2 separate regions of the Homo sapiens genome follow, and region 2 is linked to region 1. A link is an interaction called in ENCODE POLR2A ChIA-PET data of the cell type or tissue named here. Cell type or tissue: Caco-2. All regions are shown on one strand. Each heading gives the region's core, and the rest is flanking DNA. Links, peaks and the distances in the headings are about the cores only.

Region 1 (8,118 bases), core at 1,308-6,307:
AGAACATTGGCTTTGGAGAATTTCCATGAAAACCAATTATCCTTGGGTTGTATTTTCAAATAGGGCATGGTACACACTCTAATGTCCACTTTAATTGTGATGAGAATTTGCAGCCTCCGTCGATGATTACATTTAGCCCAATTACTGAACAACATTCAAGAAAGATTGCATTGTTTTTAGTAACCTCACTTAAGATGCAATTTCTTTAGCAAATAATGAAATGCTGTAATGTTTCAGAAGCACAGGTAAGAGTTGCAATCTGGATTTGAAGGGTCACTCAGGAAAAAAGGGGAAGGAGATGAAACAAAGAATGTAACATTTCAAGTTAAGTCTTCTGAAAGTGGTCTGATTTAGAACTATTTTGGAAACGACACGCAATATATACAGCTTTGTTAGCTTATTTATCAACATATCGCTGGAGGATCCTGATCTTATTATTGTCTACTCCTTGCTTCTTTATTGTTACTTAATATGTAAGCCATTTCACATAAATAAAATCGATATGTATATATTTATAGATACGTAAGGGAGACACATGGTGTCTCGGGCTGGGTGTCAGGAAACCTGCGATTTATTCTCCAATCTGCATGTGACTAGCTGTGTAACCTTTGGGCAAGCTACAACTTCTCAGGGTCTCAGCATTATCCCCTGTAGAATGAAGAACTTGAACTACATAATTTCCGCCATCGTTCCCTATGATTCTTTTCACTCCCTATCAGCTACATTTTTCCCTCGGTTCTTTCTTCTGTTGCCCAGATATAGATAATCACATTTCTTCTTATGCAAAGTTTGATATCCATGTGATTTTGTATAATCGCCACTTTGTGTGTCTTTGAGACTTTTTGACCTTCTGACAAGTGACTTGTAAGAGGATATAAATTTAGGTGTTCCCAATTATTAGCATTGTTTTCCGTTTTTATAAATTGACCTTCCACAAATCTGAAGTTAGCGTTTTCTTCTGTTCAGCCCAGTCTCCGTGAACTTACGGGATTCATGACTGTTTTGCTTTTCTCCTCCCTTCTTCTTCTTTTTTTTTTAGATAGCATTAATGTAGAAGCAGATGCTGTCTCTCTCTTCACAAATGCTGCACAGTGAATCATCGTAGCCTCTCTGTAAAACTTTAACTTAATGGAGTCCTGGCATTTCTGATGAGACGAGGAACTTAATTTCATAGAACAACCTATTGGACAAGCTGTTCTTGGACATTCCCGTCTCAACTAAATGTTAAAAGTATTAAAATTCACATTAGCACCAGAGGAAATTTTGCATGGGTAATCCTTTAATACAGTGTTTTATGGCTCTATTAGCTGCACAGCAGCTGGTGACATGATGAATTTAATCCATTAAAAAATTCACTAAGAGGTTTGAAAGTCAGCTTTTTAAAACATTATGTTGCTGCAAGGAAAGAGAACTTCTCCTCGGGGCCAGAAACAGGGTGGCTTCACACTGAGGCAGGTACAGGAAACACACCTGCACGCAAAACTTTCACATGCTTGGATGTTTGCACTTAGAGGAGAGCTAGAATGATAGGTGAGAATTCAGGACACAGGCTGAGAAGGGGCTGACACAGTGCAACAATTCTGACTCAATCTCCTACTTGTTTCTTGCTTTTAAGAGAAGGTTTAATATAGATATTAAATGATGGTGTTATTTTTGAACGTGCTAACATGTTTTCTTGTGCTGATGTATGTCTTCGTGTAAAATCAGAAATGCTTCAAGCCTTTAATTAGAGACCTAATTATTTATCTTGAGAGAATTTAAGTAAGAAAATGTTTTCCACCCTTGATATAAGTAAGCTTCTTTGCAAAGTTAACTGTGTGGAAAGGTTTTGGCCTGAGGAATTTGAGGTCTTACTTCAAAGAAATGCTGTAGATTTGAATGTCTATAGGGCATTGGAATGGATCCTGGGCACAGGATGTCTAAGTTGCACCTTGGATGGCTTAGTGAGTAAGGACCAGTCCAGGAATAGACTAATGGTTTTAACCAGTAGGCTTTGAATTCTTACACTGATCTTTCCAAATAAGACTGTCTCAAAAAAAAAAAAAATGTACCTTGTCCAGCCCTAACAGATTTTGCAAGCTGCTAGGTAGGATTATTGTTCTCAAAGTCATGAGTTTGGTAAAAGGAGAATTAGTTTGTAACGAATATGTATTTCTGAGCAGAGGCAGTAACAGGTCACCTTGGATCAAATTGCCCAACATCCACAAATGAGTTTGTCACTGTATTCAACCCTCATGAGTGAAAAAATAGGCAGCTTAACTTAGCAGTGGTTTTTACCTAAACAACTCATTTATGTAATTCCCATGTTCATGTGAAGTCACTTATGTTATATCCTCACTTAGCATAACTTGATGTAGAAGGGGAATTGCTATTTCTTGTGGTGCAGCTATTATGGATCGTAAGAGCAGAAATGAAATCCACTTCATCTGCCTCGCAGGAGATCTGTAATGGTCCCGAAAGTGTAAATAAACCACCAGGTTGAAAATGGAAACAGCCATTGTATTCTTGAGTATTAAAAATTGGTTTATTTTTCTTCCAACATGAGAGGCTTCATTTTTCTAGAATTGCTACCTGGCTATGAAAGGTCCTTCCCTCTGTCCCATGGAAGGGGACATGAACATTCTAAAATTATTTTCCATAATCTCCCCCACCAAAAATGCTACCAATAGTTTGCCTTTTAATGGAAAATTTGATGTATTAGAAAACAGTTGAACTTGAGAGCTAAGAGCTGTTAGCTTGAGTGAAATCTGGTTTGATAATATCTCACCCTGTGTTTGAGGCTGATTGATCTAGATGCACCTCCTTGCCCCCTGTGCTTTTACAAAGACCCCTTTCATGGGTGTGCAGTAATGTGTTTCTTTTTCCAATCTACATGGTTCCTTGTGACTGAGCCTGTTGTAAGAAGGGTTATGCAGTCTGAGTGCCCGACTAATGATACTGCCTTCTGTAAAAAAAAAAAAAAAAAGAAAAAAAGAAACACAAACTCCATAACAATGATTTCCTTATTGAAAAAAAATGCATAACCAAAATCCAGTCAATAGTGTCATCATAACCGTACACGCCATTTCCATATACACAGTATTTTCTTAAGCAAGAAGGATTGTGGTTGACATTTTCGATTTTATAGTAAAGCATCAGACAAATGTAAAATAATGACATCTTTTTGACAAGCGTAGGTATTTTGATAGCATTTAGTACGGTACTTCCATTCCCAAAGAATCTGTAAATGAGAGCAATTTGTGTTTCTCCATGGTTTGATTGATTCCAGTGATTCTTGAATTGCCACTACAGGATAGTACAGGGTGGGCCATGCTGGGTTACTTGAGGCGTAATTAGCTAATCCTAGCATCCAAGAAAAACCCCTTAGCCACTTCAACTTCTTCTCTGCTTTCTCCTCCTCGCAGTGCAGTGCTGGGGAATGTTTGACACCGTCCTCCTCTCTCATATATGTGAACATTGATAGCCTCTGCGAACTGGCCCCACAGTTGTCAATTTTTTGACTGTGGGCTGAGACCCATTAGCTCAAATGCTTACTAGTGCCCAATCCAAATTTGTACACATCAGTTATTTTTAAAATAGCTCAAACAAGCAAATTTTGAAGCCATTTAGAAACTGCCTGATTTGCATACCTGCATAACCTCACCCAACAGCTGTCATCTATTGATAATACACGGCCTTCCCATGATAAAATCCCAAGCTGCTATTCTTCCCAATGAGCCCTCTGAGCTCCCTGACCCAGAGACTGCTCTCTGTGCTGCTGTGCCACATCACTAGACATCTGAGCCCCTCTTCTCCCCTCTTCTCCTGGAGAGTTGCCTATGCTCCCCCATTCTGAGCAGCGGCCTCTGCTTTTTAGCCTCTGAACAGACTTCTTCTATGAGGGACTTTCTCCCCCATGCAACCCTGTCCAAGCACCAAGCTTGTTATGTGTTGCTGTTTCTTAATCACTCCCAAATCCCTCAAACCCCTGACATCCTTCTCCCTCCTCCTCTTTCCCATTTCTTCACAATAAGCAAAACAACCTTGAGGGCTATACGCTTACAGGAGGAGGAGGAGAAAATAGAAGAGGAATATGGAAATTGGGAAAAGACTGCCAGTATATATACAGACTTGACTATTGTGAGACAAAGTAACCAATATAAGAAGCCACGCTTGCTCATTTCTGCTTGAACCCCCAACTCTGATGAAATGCAGCTCTCTGGAAGAATGCCTTGAAGACAAAACAGAATAGAGCACACAGCCTCCCCACGTCTCTTGCCTGAGTCATTACATTCCTTAAAAGATAAATGACCTCGCCTTGCCTTTTCCTACACATAAGATAACATCTGACAGGGTTAGTGATTATGCATCCACAATCTATAACCAAATGTACTTTAGTAATCTATAACCAGATGTACTCTTACACCCAAACTTTCATGAGATTTGCACTTACTGAATCTTCACCACCTGTATATAAACTGTGAGTTGTAGTACTGTGTTGGAGCAGTCTGACAGAACTGCCCCCAAGCTGTAGGCCTCCATCTATAGTTTTCAGTGAGGCTTCTAAATAAAACTTACTGTCATTTTTTCAATGGTCCTGGGTCCTCTGCTGAGCAACTGACATAGGGAAGGCACATCTGAGTAAGACAAGGGAGAGCACAGGTACACTTGAAAAAGAAAAGGAAACAGATGTAGTGACTGCTCTTCCTGACCCATGTTCACATAGCTATCTATGAATTGGTTTCTTCCTCTGTTCCCCGTCTGCTAACATTCATTCACTTATTCTTTTTTTTTTTTTTTTTTTTTTTTGACGCAGGGTCTTCCTCTGTCTCCCAGGCTGAAGTACAGCAGTGTGATCATAGCTCACTTCAGCCTCCACCTCCTGGGCTCAAGTGATCCTTCTGCCTCAGCCTCCCAAGTAGCTAGCATTACAGGCATGTGCCACCATGCCTGGCTAATGTTTCTTAAAAAATTTCTGTACATAGAGGGTCTCGCCATGTTGCACAGGCTGGTCTCGAACTCCTGGTCTCAAGCGATCCTCTTGCCTTGACCTCCCAAAGCAGTGGGATTACAGGCATGAGCCACCACACTCACCCCCACGTTTTTTTTCTTGGAGACAGGGACTCACTTTGTCATCCAGGCTGGAGTGCAGTGGTGTGATCACGGCTCCCTAGATCCTTGATCTCCTGGGCTCAAGCAATTCTCCTGCCTCAGCCTCCCGAGTAGCTGGGACTACAGGCATGCACTACCACGCATGGCTGGTTTTTTAAAAAATTTTTGTAGAGATAGAGTCTTGCTATGTTGCCCAGGCTGGTCTTGAACGTCTGGCCTCAAGCAAACTTCCTGCCTTGGCCTCCCAAAGTGTTAGGATTACTGGTGTGAGCCACTGCATCCAGCCCACTTATTCTTTCGTTCCACAGATTCTGGTGGACTCCCTCCTATGTGACTTGCCCTGAGCACTGGGGTACAGTGAAGAATGAAGTATAAATTAGATTATGGTGTAGGGGAAATTCCAACCAAATAGGAAAGGAAGCTATGAAAAGAGCCCACCTTCCTAAGCCCCAGTGGACTGTGGGGAGGGCGAGAAGAGTTTAGACAGCTGGGTGGTTAGGTGCCAGGAGCCTTTTTTCACTCCTCTCAGGCCTGAGATCTGAGCCATCAAGTTCTCTTGGGAGAAGTTTTAGACAGTCGGGCATGGTGTGGGGGAGGCTGCAGGTCCCTATGAACACTTATATCACAGTGATCCCAAAGTGAATTCCCCATAATCCCAGGAAGTGCCCAGCGTAGGACTCCACAGACACATTTGTTTGGCGAACACTCCATACTGCACAGTCCTGTAAGACAATGCTTGATGTGCATGCAGATCACCTGGGGATGATGCTAGCTCAGTAGGTCCATGTGGGGCCTGAGCATCCGCATTCCTAACCAGCGCTCCAGTGACGCGATGCTGCTGGTCCATAAGCCCTATTTTGAGCAACGAGGCTTCTGAGATTCTTTCTGCCTCTTGGTGTATTGAAGGCACTAAGACATCTTTTCATGAACCCAACTGTATTTGTCTAACATGGTCATTTACAAAGTGACTACAGCACAACTATGGGAGCTTTTGGGAGCATTTCAGGAAACTTTGCACTATTAGCCTCATGGTATTTCGCTGCATTATCAAGCAAGAATTCTGTTTATTGTGTGTGAGTGTGTGTGCATTGGAGTGTGGACGTGTGCCACAGAACTCTAGGTGGCAGAGTGTATTTTGCAAAAATAATTGACCACACTGTTTCCCATGTTATCTAAGAACCTCATTGACTCCTCCTCAAGAGGTGGCATGTATATTTCTTCCCCTTGAACCTGGGCTTGTGTGACAGTCTCGGCTAGTAGAGAGCGGCCAAAGTGTGATTTGTGATGTTAGGTCATAAAAGGTGATTCTGCTTCCACCTGCTCCCTCTCAGGACAATTGCTCTGAGCTTTCAGTCACCATGTGAGAAGTCTGGCTACCCTGAGGCCAGCACATGCAGAGACCACATGGAGAGATGAGAGGCAGAGAGAGCCGCCCAAGGAACTCCAGCTGTTCCAGCACCCAGCTGTTTGAATCCTCCCAGCCCAGGCACTAAACGTGAATGAAAAGCTCTCAAGACAACCTCAGCCCTCGGACCCAGCCACAGACTGATTGCCACTGTATGAGAGACCTCAGATGAAAACTGTCAAGTGGAGCCCGGCTAGCTAACAGATTTATAAGCAAAATAAGTGATTGTTATTGTTTCAAGCCACCATTTTGAAGTGGCTTTTCTGCAGCAATAGATGCCTGGAGGAGTCCTAATAATAAAAATTAATCAGATGGAGGATCTGCTTTTTTATTTTCTCTTAGGACTAAGGAAAGGCTTGGTATAATCTTTGAACTGAGATAAAGAATAAGTTACTCTTAAAATTTTCCAACAAATGGAGTCCTTATTGTCTGTAGTTAGTACCCAAAGCTTAGACACTTTCTCTCTACATACCCTTCCAAGGATAAGGCTGTATTTTGTAATGCCAGATGACACAATCTGATAAACAAGCAGACACCCATTAAAATGAATGAATGTCAAAATTTTTTCATGCTTATTTGTTATTAACGACTGAGAATGTGAAGGTGCAATTCAAATAGTTTATTATTGTTATAGGTTTGTGGCAATATATTACAGTTTACGCCTTGGCTTAGAAGTTGATTACAAGTTTTATGAGACTGAGTGCCTGTTATTGGCAATCTTGATGTTTTCTTTTTCCCTGTAACATGTCACAGACAATTGATTTATATGTAGTCAATGATTTTTTATACTATATCATTTCAATAAAAAAATTAAAGAAGAAAGTGTGTAGTAGGGAGTGGAAAGAAGACAATGAAGGCTGCATCAGTCATGGTGGGATTTGAAAATGTATTAATAATCTGCATATACTCTATGAAATCCATCTGAGAACGTTTTATGTTCTTTGCAAGAGACAAAACAAGTCATCAGAGACTTCTTATAAACACAGGTGGTGCTTATTAACTGAGAAATAAACATTTTACACTCCTGATGATTAGCTAGACAAGTTTTCATGTGCTCCTGCACTTTTGGGAAATGGTTTTTATTTTCTTTTCTATTTTTTTCTCTCAATTCTGATTACCTTCCTTCTATATGAACAGCTTGAGTTAGTGGTGCAGTGATACCTAAAATATCTCTGACAGATTTTGGGTACGGGGAAGATATTAGCAATCTATTTTACAATGATCATCATAATAAAATATGACACTCTGCAAATTTGAACAGATATGGCCATGCAGCCTTAATGCAAATAAACAAAGACTTCATATGTGAATAGGGAATTATGTTTGTATCTACAAATAATTGGCTAAATAGGGAACATCTAGTTTACCTGTTCTGTTTTATCTGTCATTACCACATATTGCTTCAGTGATTGTTCTTAAAATTGCCTGAGTCGACTGGTTATTTTGTGACTGTTTCAATTCATATGAAGGACAACAACAACAACACAAAACAAAAGAAAAATTAAGAGAATTTTGTGAATGAATAGGAACAAAATACACAAATGAAAAAGTCTTAATCATTCATCCAAATGAAGCTGAGTTTGGAGGTTGGTTTGATCACATATATACTCTTTGAGGAAGAA
Region 2 (8,118 bases), core at 1,755-6,754, 440 kb before region 1:
GTATAAAGTAGAATTCAGAAAACTGCTAGTCACTTGGATTAATTCAGGGAAGTCCTGTTCAGATTATTGAAAAGATCAAAGTTATGATTTCTTTTTTTGAAGAAGGGCTATTTGATTCCAACTGAATGTTAGTGTGCCAGTTATTTAACTCTTCTGGGCCTTCCTTATAAATAAGGAGTATAGACAATGATGAAATTAAGGTCTCTTCTAGGCAGGCATCCTATAAGATTAGAACTATTACTTTGAAATACCTACAGCAACTGGTAATGAGCTGGCAGAGTAGTCCTCACCGCTCAGCTTACTTTAATAAATAAGCAGCCATGATTTATAGTTGACAAGAGCACCAGCCAAAATCTATTCTCCTTGACTTATAGTTACACTGATTATAAAAAAAAAAAAAAAGATAATGTCTCTGGTGCTTAAAAGCATATTATCATAGAGTCTTTAAAACTTGAAAGGATTTTGATTTTATTCTCTACTCTCATTCACAGTTGAGCCTGTGCCCTGACCTAGGTGTCATCTGCATTTGCTTAAGGAACCGATCACTTATTGATAGGTGCAAATGTTGAAGGGTCAGGTGTCATCAATAAGCATACATTCCAAAATCATGAAGTCCTGAATTGATGAAGTTCTACTGCACGGTTCTTTTGGAGTTGTTTATATTAACTTTATCAGGATATCTTCTCTCATCCAAAAGAGATGAGTGTTATTACGATAAAGGAAGGGGTGTGTGTGTGTGTGTGTGTGTGTGTGTGTGTGTGTGTGTGTGATCTAAAAGAAGCCACCCTGGCATATGATTTCTTCCCTCCTCACATACCCACTTCCAAACATGTCAGATTTACTGCAATCCTTTATCTCAGATGCCTGTACTATAAAGTGGGATAATCCTTATCTTTGCTACTTCACAGTGAGTAGTGGAGACAAATGAGATAGTAAATAGGAGCATTCTTTGAACTCTTATGGAGAGAGCTTTTAAATACAGACTTTAAAAAAGAGTCAGATAATTCCAGTGGAAAATTTTGTAGATAATCAATAATGTCCATAAAATGTTACATTAGACCTCACATCTCCTTCACAGAATGGCCTTTGTCCCTGTAGCCTGAGTGTCTCACAAAATCTCTAACATTTATATCCTGAAAAAGCTCTTCTTCTGTCCCTCCCCTGCCCATGGTGTCTGGGAGGCCCAGTCTAAACCATGTCTGGGTGGCAAGGTCTTTGTTTTCTTCTTATTAAGCTCTGGGGGTTTGATTGTAGCTCTCCCCTACTATAAAAGCACCTTTCTTTTCCTCTAGGGTTTGGGGATGGATTGATATATTTACTTCTAGTTATCCTGGGGTTCCTTTTATTATTCTGTCTTATTTCCATATGCAGGAGCATGATAGAAGTATTTATTGGACTTTGTTTTACAAACCAACCAATAAATTGATTCATTAAAACTTCATTAATTTAAGGAAATTATATTTAACCCACATTTTCTAGGGTTCTAGGGCCAATGATTTGTCATTTGAACTGGCTAGGGTTAGGTTTTCAGGCTGTGGTCATAAAATAAAGCGGGGGGAGGGGGGGGCACATGTCCTTGACCTTGGCTCCAGTCAGTCAAGTTGGTCAGTGCCACCATGTGTACTTCCATGAGAGCTTGCTGCAGGTACCTAAGTTTTTCAGAACTGAGACTGTTCTCATCTGGCCACTTAATTTGGAGGAAGATATGTATCTCAGTTCCAGAATGTAGTAACGAAGGCAAAAATGAAGCAAAATATTTCTAAATTGATGCTCTCTCCTGCACAAATGAATAGTATTCGTTCACTTTGGGTGGCTTGGCATCAACTTTTTAAGACAGCATTTATTAACTTGAACCGAATCCTCTTAAAAATTTTCTTGCATAATTTCCAAACTGCTTTGTTTACTGTTTTCTTGAAGACCAGTCCTCTTGTTTTTGGCATTGGCTGATACTATTGGACTTCAATCCAGTGCTTCATCGCTGAGCGGTGACGCACTGAGAAACTCGATAGAGAAGCACCTGCAGTTAGTGACGCTCGGGTGGACTCTGCCAGGCTGGATCTGAATAAATCCTTAAGAGCAAACCCAGGTGAACAGGAAATCATTTCCTTCTGGTCAACATTGAGCTCTGAGATCCATAGTGATCAAATGCTGAGGTCCAGGACAGTTGGGTGCTGCCAAGTCACGTTTCATCCACAGGCTTGGCATCACCTTGTGACCTCAGTGGGTTCTGTGAAATAGCTCAGGGGCTGAAGAAGTCTGTCCAGATAATAGAGTAGTGTCAGAGAAAAAATTTCCCACCACTTTTCCCTCCCAGTCTGGGAGATGTGTGCCAAATTGGGGTGGGTGGGAAGCTGAAGTGGCTTGCAGAATGCAGCATGAACACAGATGCCTTCTGCCTCTTTGCAAGGTTTATGGAGAACTGAGACATGGGGGTGCTGCTCATGATTTAGTGGGCTCCTGAGCCACAGTAGACACAACAGATGTTGTTCTTGTTGGCAGAAGCAACGGCCTGATATCAAGCAATATGGGGTGCAGATGGTCCTATACTACAATTGATGAATCCGGTCAGCTTGCTCTAGGTCAGGGAGACATAGGCACTGCCCAGAAATTCATAGAAGGCCCCTTCTGTCAGGGAGATGTGGAGTGCCCCCAGCCAGACAGAGATCCAGAGGGTACATTCCAAATCTGCTTCCTGAACACAGAGGACCTGCCAACAGGCCATTTAGAAGGCATTTGGTGGAATGCTCAAGAGAAATGCAGCCTGGATGAGAACCTTATGTGAGCCATTTAATTTGCTACCTAACTCAGTTCATCTCTTTGTGTCTGTTATTAAAGAAAAAGCTCTAAAGAAAAGCTTACAGATATTTTGGATTTAAGAGAAGAGTATGATTGATTATATAACGGAGCCCAATGGGAAGAGTGTCTTATTTGATGTTTTCCCTCATTCAATCATTAAATGTTAATTGAGGACCTCTGTTCTCAGCACCAGCTATGATGGTAATGAAACAGGTATGATCCCTCACCTCTCCCTTGAGGCCCATTCAGTCATATGATGGAGCAGCATTCAGAGACCAATGATGGGCCCAATAGCTGTTCTTTATTGAACTGTTTCCCAGACGTTGTAATCCTCACAAGTAAGGGGTTTCTAATAAGGCAGTCAAAATTAATGGAACAGGCCCACCGTTCAGCATGACACTAGATTTGTGGCGGGATTGAGTGAGGACAACACTATTTGATGGGCTTGCATCAGGGAGGGAGGAAGACAGGGCAGTCACTTGATGAGGAGGGATGGGTGCTGCCATCAGCAACAACCTATGCACCTTCTGAGCAGGTCACTGAAAGGAGAGGAAGGTGGCAGTGTCCTTGGATGGACTGAGACTTGTCCTTTGATTGTCACCTGACAGTGAAGGGTTTCCTCATCCCAGAGAGACATTCTTAGGCAATTGCCTTCTTTCCAGATGGTGAGACTGAGTAGGTCTGGGGCCCATCTGGCCTTCTGGCTTAGAGCTGAATATGCGGTAGGGAAGGAGGGGGTCAGACACTCATTTATTCGTTCACCGAATGCTCATAGAATGCCTGCTCCCTGCAGGTGCTGTGGGATACAACAGATGCTAAGAGAGATATGGTTGCTATACAGATGAACCTTTCTTTCCAAGGAGGGAGACAAAAGCAAATCAACCTGGGAAGAAAAACACTTGAAGTTGTGATGGGTGCTAGGAAGGAAGCCTGCAGAGGCTTGAATGGGAAAATAGTAGACTCGGGATGGGGTTGGCCAGGGCAGGTCCCTTCCTCCCAGGGAAGAGTGGCGCAGGCAGAGGGAGCAGCGTACATCCACCTCAAGGTAGAAAGACCGTGACTGGCTCAAGCTTGGCTAGAGCATCCGTGGTCAAGAGCAGTGGGACAGGTTGGGGAGGGAGGTGACGGCCAGATCATTGAGAGTTTTAGCTTCCTTGAAAAAAAGTCTGGGTTTGGTCCAACTCAAATCCACTGAAGGGTTTGAGCATAGCTGTGATGTCATCCTAGACACCACTACCACATTAATGGTCTCTGTGGGTTATGATACAACACTCAAATCTTAGGGGATTCCCCACTGCCTTCTCGTTGGCATCAGCTTGTCTTAATCTTTCATTTCTTCCCATCCTGCACCTTAAGCTCTAACCTAATGGCAACCTCTACTCCCTACACATTCACAGTCTACTTCAAGCCTTTGTCCATGCCACTGTCTCCACCTACAGAAAACTCCCCACCCTGCAAGGCCTGGTTCACGTGGCATCCCCTTCACCATGCCTCTCTTTTGTAGTTTTCTCGGCCCAGATGTGATCGCCCTTCTCTGCCAGCCCTTTGTAACTTATGAATACCGCTATATTTCATTGATTTCAAGATGCACCATTTTTTTTTCACATTTAACTTGCGAAATCAGGTCGGGCCTAACAATTGCTAGTGTATTGTTTAATTGGCCATGCTTTTCCTCTCTTAGCAGTTACATAAATGAACGCTGCATTTTACTATCACTGGCATATTAGATTGGATGAAATATGGTAATTAATTTTTACCAGGTACTACAGTAATCAATATAATTGCATTTTCCCCTCTTGAAATCAGATCTCTGAGCATAGGAGCACATGGTCCCCCTTTCAGTATCCCAAGGTAAGCACACTTTTTGACATGCAAAGTTGGTGCCCTCCAATGAATATAAAATGCTAAATGAGAGGAAAATGTGCAGGAAACAATAAGGGATTTGTTCCAGCTGGATCTGACACACTAAATTGGAGCATTATAAGAGATGGAAATGTCTAGAGTGGGATGAGTGACCCGTTTAGTAGTAAGCCCAAATGTCAAGCTAAGGAATTCTGATCTCTCAAGGATTATCCCACACTGTAAATTGCAGGCAAAGCCATCGGGTAGGAAATTAAAGCAGAGGTTAAAGTAACTTTTTTTTTTTTAAACTCTCACTTAAAACTTACATATTTTTAAAAATTACCTCCTCTTCTCATTAGCCATCTGGCCATGCAAACTGGCTTTCACACTCCTTTCTTTCTTTCTTTCCTTTGCTTTTTTCTTTATTATTCAGTAGAGGTGCTGGTTTATACATAGTGATTGTCAGGACAGAGTTTTCAGGCAGCTCTATGACTATTGGGACCAGTCGCCAAAGTCCTTCATTTAAATGACCAATTTCACATTCAGTCTGGACTTCAATGGGGATGAAGATTTTAGAACCCGAAGACACATGGGTAATGCTGGAAGTCTTTTTCTCTTTCCCTATGAATGGAAAATTCATTCATTCATTTAGCAAACATCTGGTGTCTTTTACGTGCCAGTCACAGTGCTGGGTTTGAAGAATACACAGATAAAAATATGCTCGGTCCCTTCACATAGCTTCTATTCTAAACACAAGGAGAGTTTGTTAGTAGATTATTTCTACAGTGTCATGTATAGATGTATAGACTACCTTCTGTACTGGATTGGTTTAAATTAGATGATTTCCATGATGGGACTAGAGGATTTTAAGAATATTTTCCAACGCTTTCTACAACTGATTTTTTTTTTTCTTAGTGTATTAAAAAACACAGCCATTGCACAGAAATAATCTCCCACTTTCCAACCAACCTGATGCTTGTAAACTCCCTCTCAGGTCACACCAGAGGGACGAAATCATTTATAGAAAGCAAATTACTATTAAATCCTAAGCAATTTTATTGTTGAAAGTTTAACCCTATTTATATAATACTGTCATTGATGTGATGTAAATTTCTTTGCCCATTTCAATGTTTTGTCCCTAGTCTACAGATTCTATTAGATCCAGTAGACAGTGACGTGAAGGATTATGAATCCTCCCTGAGGTCTTTTCCGTGTAAAAGAGCTCTGTTGGTTGCTCATCTTTCATCTTTTCAGTGCAGCCAGAATAATCGCTGAGCTCACTGTCCGTATCTTATACAATGCGGACTTCATAAATGTTATCTTTTGGATTACAGAGCTGCACACTGACACACAGGTATGTGAAGAGATCTGTATCTATTCAACACACACACGATTATTATCTTGGTTGTAGTCACCTTAAAAAGTAGAATGAAATTTGTGTTATTTTAATGAGAGATACTGAGATGCTGCTATTCTTTGTGGTTTTCTATTAGGTTCATTTAAAGAAGCAAGCCTGTCCTGCTGTCTTATTTTAATGGTTTAGGACGGATGGAATTTTAATTGTATAGATGCAGCAGATCCTTTGGAAGGAAACCGGATCTACCCCATTAGAGTTTCATAGAGGTTTCAGATAACAGAAATGAATGTGAATCAACTAGCGCCTATTTCATTATGACTGGGGAAAACAAACAGTGTCAATATTTGGTACAAGAGCTCTTCCGTTTTAAAAGAGCAACTTGTAAGAGCCATGTAAGGCAAAATAAAACCTCACAAAGAGAATTCTGAGGGTCGGTAGAGATGATAAAATACTCTAGCACAGAAATCAAAAGACCATTAAAATCTTAAATATGCCATGATTTGAAAAACGTCCCAGTGAGGCTTCCCACAGTAAGCGAGGTCATCATAGAAGGCACGTTTGAATCTGTTTATCTCGGGTTGGAATGACACATGACTGCAGCCACATTCAGGCTCATTACTGCTGAAGTGTGAAGTGTCCACTTGGAAAGAATGCATTCTTTCACACATAAAGATTGCTGCATTCTGAGATGTGGGGTCAGCAATGTGGTTGGATGTTTTTTAGGAGATTAACATCGAACATATTTTCTACAAAGCCTGCTCAACAAGTTAACCACTTGGTGCCAGCCTCCTGGGGGCCCCGACATGGGGCAAGCACTGCTCTGGGGATTTCCAGCATCCTGAGACTTTCCCTCACCCTCACACATAGCAGATCAGGGTCTTCAAGTGCAGGTGACACATACATTGTGATCCACCTCAACCTGATGAAATTGATTTCTCTTAGTACCTATTGCTTCTACATGTGAATAGGCAATCTATAAGTTACATTCCCTGTGTCCCATTTTTAGGATTACTAACCAGCTGATTGCCCATGTGAGGACATCTTTATGAGTGTTTGCATTATCCTGGTGAGAATTTATGTAGCTCTTCTAATGTGTAAATTGCTAAACTTTTTCTTCCCCTACCTGAAATTTTGACTTACATGTGTATGGCTTTTGTAATTGCGTGAATGTATTCTATTGGCTATTGATGGTTTCTCTGATTCTAGGAAACACATACTTCTGCTGATCCTGACAACCAGAAAAAACAAAAACAAAAACAAAAAAAAACAAGTGATTTAAACAAAGCAAGTACAAAGTCATTACAGAGATTTCTTTTTTTTTTAGTATGGACTATTCTTAGTTATCTTTTTCTTTTCTTGGGTTGGATAATTTTAAATATTTTATACATCCTAATGAAATTAATATTTTCCACTTAAAATAGCTTATCTTGTTGAACTGTGATTGGATTGCTAAATAATTTTTAAAAGAAGATTAAAGTTTCATGCCTTGTCAAGAGGCCAATTAATGTAGCACAGCTAGGCAGGTAGGAAAGAAAAACTTCACCTGTCACAAGATAGGAATGTGTTGGTTGATACTCCCTGTCTTCCTTTGAAATCATACCATCGAAATGAAAGTTGTCCCTAGTTTTAATAACCTCCTGACAAGAGGATTCCACTGTTTCTCTGCTATCCCATTTCAATATTTAACAACTTTCTAAAAGTCTGAGCATCTCTTGCTTCAGATTGTCAATTTTTCTGTTATTGTTAGGAAACAGAGGGTCATTCTCTTACGTAATACTCTCCTTATGATTGTGGTCGGGGAAGAGAATGGTGCCCCACAGGAATCTTAGACCTCCTGTTCTATCTCCATCCTTTCGATATACAAAGGGCAGCAGTTCTCAAAGTGTGGTCCATGGACCAGCAGCATCAGCATCTCCTGGGACCTCGTTGTTTTTTGTTTGTTTGTTTTTGTTTTGTTTGTTTGAGACAGATTTTTGCTCTTGTTGCCCAGGCTGGAGTGCAGTGACGCACTCTCTGCTTATTGGAACCTCCACCTTCCAGTTTCAAGTGATTCTCCTGCCTCAGCCTCCAGAGTAGCACAGGCCACCACACCCGGCTGATTTTTGCATTTTTAGTAGAGACGG

What was found. ChIA-PET counts read pairs that join two places held together with the same protein. Peaks named below come from ENCODE experiments on the same cell type or tissue, not always from the same donor. Only the 100,000 strongest peaks of a DNase experiment are listed, where the experiment ranks them.
Region 2: POLR2A ChIA-PET joins it to region 1 with 8 read pairs; 2 of 35 experiments call an interaction of 5 or more read pairs at or near these places.

Annotation. Positions count from the first base shown.
Region 1 is chr6:8,239,418-8,247,535 of GRCh38, forward strand. The region is part of intron 3 of LOC105374910 (a long non-coding RNA gene); the gene reads left to right. Among named protein-coding and RNA genes, the nearest start is that of EEF1E1-BLOC1S5, 140 kb to the left of the region's middle. In Caco-2, for the core only: no CTCF peak of the experiment used is centred there; a DNase peak (open chromatin) is centred at 4,234.
Region 2 is chr6:7,799,354-7,807,471 of GRCh38, forward strand. All of the region lies in intron 1 of BMP6 (bone morphogenetic protein 6), which reads left to right. Among named protein-coding and RNA genes, the nearest start is that of BMP6, 77 kb to the left of the region's middle. In Caco-2, for the core only: no CTCF peak of the experiment used is centred there; no DNase peak of the experiment used is centred there.